Regions from separate parts of the Homo sapiens genome. Here regions 1 and 3 are each linked to region 2. A link is an interaction called in ENCODE POLR2A ChIA-PET data of the cell type or tissue named here. Cell type or tissue: GM12878. All regions are shown on one strand.

Region 1 (2,500 bases), 230 kb after region 2:
CTCCAACCACTGGGCTCAAGGGATCCTCCCAAGTAGCTGGACCACAGGTGCATGCCAGTACACCTGGCTAAGTTTTTTACTTTTTGTAGAGACAGCATCTCACTTTGTTGCCCAGGCAGGCTGGTCTCACCACCTGAGCTTAAGCAATCCTCCCACGTCAGCCTTCCAAAGTGCTGGAATTACAGGCGTGAGCCACTACACTTGGCCTGTACTATAATTTTTAAAAATCTTTGTCTGTTTCCTATTTTCTCTTTCTTGTTAGAGGTTCTTCAGATGTCTTGATTTTTTTTTCTTTATTGAGATGGGGTTTCGCTCTTGTTGCCCAGGCTGGAGTGCAATGGCGCAATCTCAGCTCACCGCAACCTCCGCTTCCCAGGTTCAAGCGATTCTCTTGCCTCAGCCTCCTGAGTAGCTGGGATTAGAGGCATGCGCCACCATGCACAGCTAATTTTGTATTTTTAGAAGACATGAGGTTTCTCCACGTTGGTCAGTCTGGTCTCGAGCTCCTGACCTCAGGTGATCCGCCCACCTCGGCCTCCCAAAGTGCTGGGATTACAGGCTTGAGCCACTGCACCCAGCCTTGATTTATATTTTTAAGAGAGAAAGAGATGTTTTAAAAAATGACTTGAAGCTCTCTGTTACAGTATGGGCCAGGCTTGCTAGCCTGTAGTCCTCTCCGTAGAATAATAAGGCAGCCAGCCAGCATATGGGTCTTTTTTCTGAGTTGAGTTTTCCCAGAGGAAAAAAAAACATTTTTTTTTTTGTTCCAGAGAAAAATCTTGAGATTTCCTGTCTAGAGATGCAAGCTTGGCTGCCAGCGTCCTAAAAGCCAAGTGGAGAAGAGGATGGTAGGGTTGTGTGGGTGGGGATATGGGCTCATGATTCAGTGCGCGGACTTTGACAATCTCCCGCCTGTTTTCAGTGGATGAGAACAGTTACCTGGTTGAACTGGGTTAAGGATCTAACTCCTCTTAGAAACTTTGGGCTAATGCTCTATTTTTCAGCCCCATGTTGCACCCCCACTTACTGAGGCCTCCCCAAGCTCTGTGCCCTAAAGTGGCTGGCTTTCTGGGGGCTCCTCCACTGCACTCATCATTACTGTCTGCTTCCTTGCAGTGCACAGAATCACTGTCACTCACTTCATCTCTCATGTTTCCAGCTTCCCATTGCTCATGGTGTCATGAGTTTATCTTGCAAGTTTATCCACTTTTTCGTGGGAAGGGATCAGATGGATGTACAACTGTATGTTTAGTAGTCTACCATATTATTTATAACCTTCTGGCAAAAAGAAGTGCCCATAGACTATAGTAAAAATTATATTGAATGTGAAATATATATTTGAAATTAGAACATTTTAATTCAGTCATGCAAGGAGCTTGCCCTTTACTCTTATCATGTCCCCTATCTCCCAATTACGGTCTTTTCTTTGTGCCTCCTTCCCTGTCTCCATTATTAACATCACGGTGAAACTCCAAGTTTGAGGTAGAAGATTCACTTCCCCTAAGAAGTTTATACACAATGACATTTTAAAATGCAAAGATCCTAGGAGGATGTAACATTTAAGACCCTCAAGTACAAAATTCTTTAGTCAAATTTGAGCGCTCAAAATAATCCGTTAATCATCCTCTTGTCAAAGTTGAGTTCTTGCTTCCCAACTTTCCTTGGAAAGTCACAGTATTTGGTGGGTTTTTTGTTGTTTGTTTTTTGAGACAGAATCTCACTTTGTTGTGGGGTTTCACCATGTTGGCCAGGCTGGTCTGGAACTCCTGACCTCAGATCATCCATCTGCCTTGACCTCCTAGAGTGTTGGGATTACAGGTGTGGGTCACTGCGCCCAGCCTGTTTATTGCTTTTTGATGTGCATATGTGTATGTGACCATCTGACAGTGTTTTCGTTATTTCAACATTTATTATTAACATATCTCAGCCCAGTTTTTTTGTGTAAACTTTTAGGTGTTCTATAGCAATAATTGATAATCAGTAATCAGGCTAAATCTTCCCCAGCAAATCTCTAGATCCTGTGTCTCAATTCAGGTCTTGGGCCGAGCATGATGGCTCACGCCTGTAGTCCCAGCACTTTGGGAGGCCGAGGTGGGCAGATCGCCTGAGGTCAGGAGTTCAAGACCAGCCTGGCCAACATGGTCAAACCCCGTGTCTACTAAAAATATGCAAAAATTAGCTGGACATGGTGACAGGCACCTGTAATCCCAGCTACTCGGGAGGCTGAGGCAGGAGAATGGCTTGAGCCTAGGAGACGGAGGTTGCAGTGAGCCAAGATGGTGCCACTGCACTCTAGCCTGGGCGACTGAGTGGGATTCAATCTCTAAAAAAAATAAGAAAAAAGTTAGGCTTGTTGTCTCTTTGAGCTGATGTACCACTATCACTATAAGATCCGTTTCTAGCTTTTATTTACCTAGCTTTTATTCTACTTTTCTCAGTGCACTCAAGGACAAATTAAAATTACACTAACTTGCCTTTTATTTAATTTGACAGATGATGT
Region 2 (2,500 bases):
TCACTTGAACCCGGGAGGCGGAGGTTGCAGTGAGCCAAGATCGCACCATTGCACTCCAGTCTGGGCAACAGGAGTAAAACTCCGTCTCGAAAAAACAAACAAACAAACAAAAACAAAACAGCATCTCCTCAGTGTTGCGGGGCATTTTGTACAGAATGGATGTTCGAGTCCAATAAGTGCAGGAAGTCTCTAACTTCCCAAGGAGCTGTCTCCCAGAGAAAGCCGTTCCCACTCAGAAACCGGATTATAAATGACGTCGGGCTTCCAGGAACCGCCCGAAAGCTGCTGAACTCTGAATGCAGCTGAAAATCTGTACATGTGAAATGAAAACAGTAAAAATCAATACTAGTTGCAATACCAGTAATTTCTGAACAGAAAAAATAAATGGTTTTATGCATCTGACTGTGGATGCTGGAGAGAGAAGGTAGTTTTCATCAGAGGAGGCCTAGGGGAGGAGGGAGGCCTTCTCATTCCACTTCCCCTGCGTCTCTCTCCAGCCTCAGCCTCTCAGCCTGGAAGGAACACCCCAGTCCCTCCTGCGAGCCCTCCTGTCTACTCCTGGAAGCTTCTTTTTTTTTTTTTTTTTTTTTGTGAGACAGAGTTTTGCTCTTGCTGCCCAGTCTGGAGTGCAATGGCGCAATCTCGGCTCACTGCAACCTCCACCTCCCGGGTTCAAGCGATTCTCCTGCCTCAGCCTCCCGAGTAGCTAGGATTACAGGCGTGCGCCACCATGCCCGGCTAATTTTGTATTTTTAGTGGAGACGGTGTTTCTCCATGTTGGTCAGGCTGGTCTCAAACTCCTGACCTCAGGTGATCCACCCGCCACAGCCTCCCAAAGTGCTGGGATTACAGGCGTGAGCCACCTCGCCTGGCCTAAAACTACTTTTCTATCAACATCTCACTGTTTGCAGAGTGCTCTCACTTCGTTTACTTCCATTGTTCTTCACTAAACCCTGACAAAGTGGGTATTTCATCCCCATTTTGTGGATGCAGAAACTGCCCCCCACTTCAACGCCTGAGGAGACAAGGCTGGGATGCAAACTGAGCTCACGCCAGAGCCCCTGCCCTTCCCAGGACGCGGCGCTGTCCCTACAAGGAGGAGGGAGAGGGGAGGGAGTGGGGAAGGGAGAAAGGTTGCCGGGAGGAGGAGGAAGGATGGAAGGGAGGGAGGGAGGGCAGGTGGGGGGCAGAAGGGGCGGGGAGGAGGGAGGAAGTGGGAAGGAGGGCGAAGAAGGGAGAAGCGGGGGAACGGAGAGGGGGAGGGAGTATCAAACCTGTCCCATATTTGAGAGGTGCTTCGGGCAGTTTCCGAAGTGTGAGAGCCAGGGTCTGTTTAAATGCAGATTTCCTGGCCCTGCAACTCTCTGGGGTGGAGCCAGCGTGTCTGCAGAATAGTGGCAGCCACACACACACCCTCTGCTCACGGGAGACTGAGGCTCTGGTCTCACAGAACCTGAGAACTGTGGGTGAGGAAGCATGAATAGCCTCAGGGGAGGCTAATTGCTTCCTTAATTAGCTGAACCCGCGCTGGGGAGCCCTGCCCGGAAAGTCCCAGTTGCTGGGAAGGATGGGACTGGCTTGCCTGGCGGCCAATAACCGTTTCCGCTGGCGGCTGCCCCCGAGGAGACTGTGCGGCGTTTCCAGCAGAAACAGCACGAGGGGAAAGGGCCGGGCCACCGCGGTGCCCAGGAAGGGATTTAAAGAGGCAAGCTGAGGTCCTGCAGCCGCCACGCCCTGCACCCTGTACCGACAGCCCTCCGCCGGCACACTCTTGGTTCTGCCTGCACCGGACCCCCCCGGAACCCCCACTGCCCTATCCCACTGCCGCTCAAGCCCTATCTTGATCTTGCTAGGCGGTGGCCTCAGGGCAGCCCAGGACCCCTAGAGGGGGAAGAAGGGTCACGGAGAGGAAATCTCAGGTGAGGGCGTTCCCATGTCTACCACCAGGTGGCACCATCAGCACAGGCCAACCCTGGGGCCGTCCTGCGTGGCCAGGAGGGGAAGTGGGTGGCACCGTTAGTGGGGGACTTGGTGGCTCTGGCGTCTGTTGTCTGAGGGCCTCCTGGTTCTGTGCTCGTCTCTTTCAGGGACATGGTTGTGTCAAGGGCCCGAGCCTCCCAGAACCTTGGCACATGGTGGACGTGGAATAAATGTTGAAAATTGTGGCCGGGTATGGTAGGTCACACCTGTAATCCCAGCACTTTGGGAGACCGAGGCGGGCAGATCACTTGAGGCCAGGAGTTCGAGACCAGCCTGGCCAACATGGTAAAACCCCGTCTCTACTAAAAAATACAAACATAGCCGGGTGTGGTGGTGGGTGCCTTTAATCCCAGCTGCTTGGGAGGCTGAGACAGGAGAATCACTTGAACCTGGGAGGAGGAGGTTGCAGTGAGCCAAGATCGCACCACTGCACTCCAGCCTGGGTGACGGAGCGAGACTCCATCTCAGAAAAAAAAAAAAAAAAAGACAAAAAGAAAAAATCATGCCACCTTTGTTTTTT
Region 3 (2,500 bases), 100 kb after region 2:
CGGAGCGGGCACTGGGGACCCAGCTGCGAGGGGATTTCTCATGCTGCAGAACCGTGAACATCCAGGGCGGTGGGGGATCTCAGGGGACGCGTGGAGACCGAGGCGGGAGTTGTGTACAGAGTAGGACCTGGGCCCAGAGGGTTTTCTTCCTGGGACGCATGCCCCCACTGGACCCAGGTGGGGCCCAGTACCCCCTCCCTCTGGCCACAGTGACTGGTGGAGAAAGGGGCATGTGGCCCATCTGAGCCCGTCAAAGGCTTCCCTGGAACTGTGACTGAAGGTTGAGTATGCAGGGCCTGAGACCCCCTCCCAGGCCCATTCTGGATTTGGACTCAGCTGTGATTGTTGAAACTGAAGGGTGTGAATATGAGGCCACCGGCCACCCTCTTCCACAGCTGCATTTAGGATGGAGGATTGCGGATAAGGTCATCACATGGAAGGAGGCAGAGCCCAGATGTGGATGGATAGGTGACTTAATTTGGGCCTCTGGATCCAGAATGCCTGAAACTACCCCTGGAATATTTAGTTATATAAATCAACATGTTCTCTTTTTTGCTCAAGCTATTTTGAGTTGTGTTTCTTTCTCTTGCAACCAGTAATGTCCTGACTGATGCAGGAGAAGGATCAGGCAGGATTTTACAAAAGAGGAGACATTTTGAGTTGGGTCTTGCAGGATGAATAAGAGCTCATCCAGCTGAGAAGAGGGGGAAGAGCCCTTAGGCAGAGGGAATAGCAGTGGTCAAAGGCTTGGAGGTACAAAAGCACAGGATGAGGGGGACACCAAGCATTGGCAGTGGCACCAGGGCTTGTAAGCAGAAGTGACAGGCAGGAAGGTGGGGAATGGGAAGCTGATGCCAGGCTGTGAATGCAAGGGTGAGCAGGGATGGGAGCTGAAGGTACTGAAGACTGGGGGAGGGACAGGCAGGAGGGGGAGGTATGGGCTTGGGCAGGTCAGAGGAGGTGCCAGGGAGAGGATAAGGGGGAGAGGAGTGGCAGGGAGGGCATGATGGCAGCGTGGGTTTGGGAATCAGTGACAGGAGGCACCCCAGTGTCAGGGCTAGACCACAGGGGCCTTGGACATGAGGCAGCAGCATCTGGAGGGCCCAGGAGCCCCTGATGTGGTCAGATCTGACTGCGCCATGGAGACCAGGACTCCATGCACTCATTCAGTGAACAGATGTGTGGAGTGCTGTGTGCCAGGCCCGAGGGCACAGCAGTGACTCTTCACGCACAGCCACTGTGTTGTGCAACTCCCAGGCTGATGGGGAGACAGACAGTGAGCAAGGAAGAAGATACGTGGCTATGGGAAGCAGTTCTGTGCTGTGTGGTGATGATCAGGGTGGGGTGCACATGTGGATACCGCTGGCCAGGGTCCTCTGGAGAGGTCTCTGCAAGAGGAAATGTTTGAGTTGAGGCCTGAAGAGCGAGGAGTACCAGTCGTGAGGGAGGTCAGGGGGAAGAGCACCCTAGTCAGGGGCCCGTGCAAAGGCCCTGTGGCAGGTCTGAGTTTGTCTGGGTGTGGGGCAGAAAGGAGGCCATTGTGGCTGGAGTATGGTGGATAGGTGTGTGTGTGGAGGGGGTTTAGGGGCCAGACTGTGCCATGTGGGCCAGTAGGGCCAGGAGATGCCTGGGATTTTATTCTAAAGGTGGCGGGCACCCTTTAGAGGGTCTCAGTAGCAGGTTTGGAGGCAGAGACGGGTGAAGGAGGGAGATGGCAGTGGGGCTGGAGCTGGGAGAGTCCACGTGGCATGGGGAGGTGGGGGAGGGAAGAGCCCAGATAGGATGCCTGGGATGCATGCAGGAGAAGGGATGCCTGAAGCAGGCCTGAGCAGGGAACCTCTGGCTGGAGTGCTCCGGGGGCATCCAGAGCTGAGGTCATCCAAGGGGAGAGGGGGCGGGAGCCGAGGCCCAGCCTGAGGCCTGGAGAGAGAGAGGCTGTCTGGGGTGGGTTTTCCAACCTAGCTACCCGAGCCATGCCAGGTCAGTCCAGCCTGGGTGTGAGAGCTGTTTGCTGCCCTGGACACACCCAGTTCTTGCCACCACCACCCCTCCCCAACAGATCCCGGCTGGAGCGTGTAAGTGATGTCTCCTGCTGCCTGCAGCCGTGCCATCCTCTGCAATGAGGAGTTCACCCAACCTGCTCTGTTTTTTGGCGCCAGCTGGTTTGCTTGACTGGAGGAGGCCACGCTAATGGGGCCAAGGTCACAGGTTGCAGCCTGCATGGTGGCAGGTTGGCTCCCAGACCTGTGGGTGGGTGCCAGGACTGTATTCCTGGTGTCTGGGCAGAGGAGGAGTGATGGCTGGCCCCCAGATTTGGTTGCCCACCACAGGTGGCCTCGGGGGTAAAGTTGGGCTAGGGGCCAGGCTCGTTGCTGGTTTGGGCAGGGCTGGGGGCGTGATCTGAGTGCTGGGGCACCCCCACCCCAGAGCTGGCACCCTGAAGGGCTCCCTGTCACCCCCTTGCCACCCTACTGGCTCCCTAGTCTCACGTCCTGTGCTT

What was found. ChIA-PET counts read pairs that join two places held together with the same protein. Peaks named below come from ENCODE experiments on the same cell type or tissue, not always from the same donor. Only the 100,000 strongest peaks of a DNase experiment are listed, where the experiment ranks them.
Region 1: POLR2A ChIA-PET joins it to region 2 with 6 read pairs; 4 of 35 experiments call an interaction of 5 or more read pairs at or near these places.
Region 3: POLR2A ChIA-PET joins it to region 2 with 6 read pairs; 5 of 35 experiments call an interaction of 5 or more read pairs at or near these places.

The regions. Positions count from the first base shown.
Region 1 is chr22:42,205,614-42,208,113 of GRCh38, reverse strand. The region is part of intron 2 of TCF20 (transcription factor 20); the gene reads left to right. Among named protein-coding and RNA genes, the nearest start is that of TCF20, 64 kb to the left of the region's middle. In GM12878, no CTCF peak of the experiment used is centred here; no DNase peak of the experiment used is centred here.
Region 2 is chr22:42,437,107-42,439,606 of GRCh38, reverse strand. It overlaps LOC101927344 (a long non-coding RNA gene), which reads right to left and starts at 1,440. Exons shown (of 6, transcript NR_188414.1): 1 at 1,275-1,440. It also overlaps a transcript of NFAM1 not described here. RefSeq lists enhancers at 891-1,392, 1,356-1,405, 2,146-2,245. In GM12878, a CTCF peak has its summit at 1,948 (motif pointing right); DNase peaks (open chromatin) are centred at 1,386 and 1,946; H3K4me3 peaks cover 2,291 bases; H3K27ac peaks cover 2,241 bases.
Region 3 is chr22:42,335,739-42,338,238 of GRCh38, reverse strand. It overlaps a transcript of TCF20 not described here. Among named protein-coding and RNA genes, the nearest start is that of LINC01315, 32 kb to the left of the region's middle. In GM12878, no CTCF peak of the experiment used is centred here; no DNase peak of the experiment used is centred here.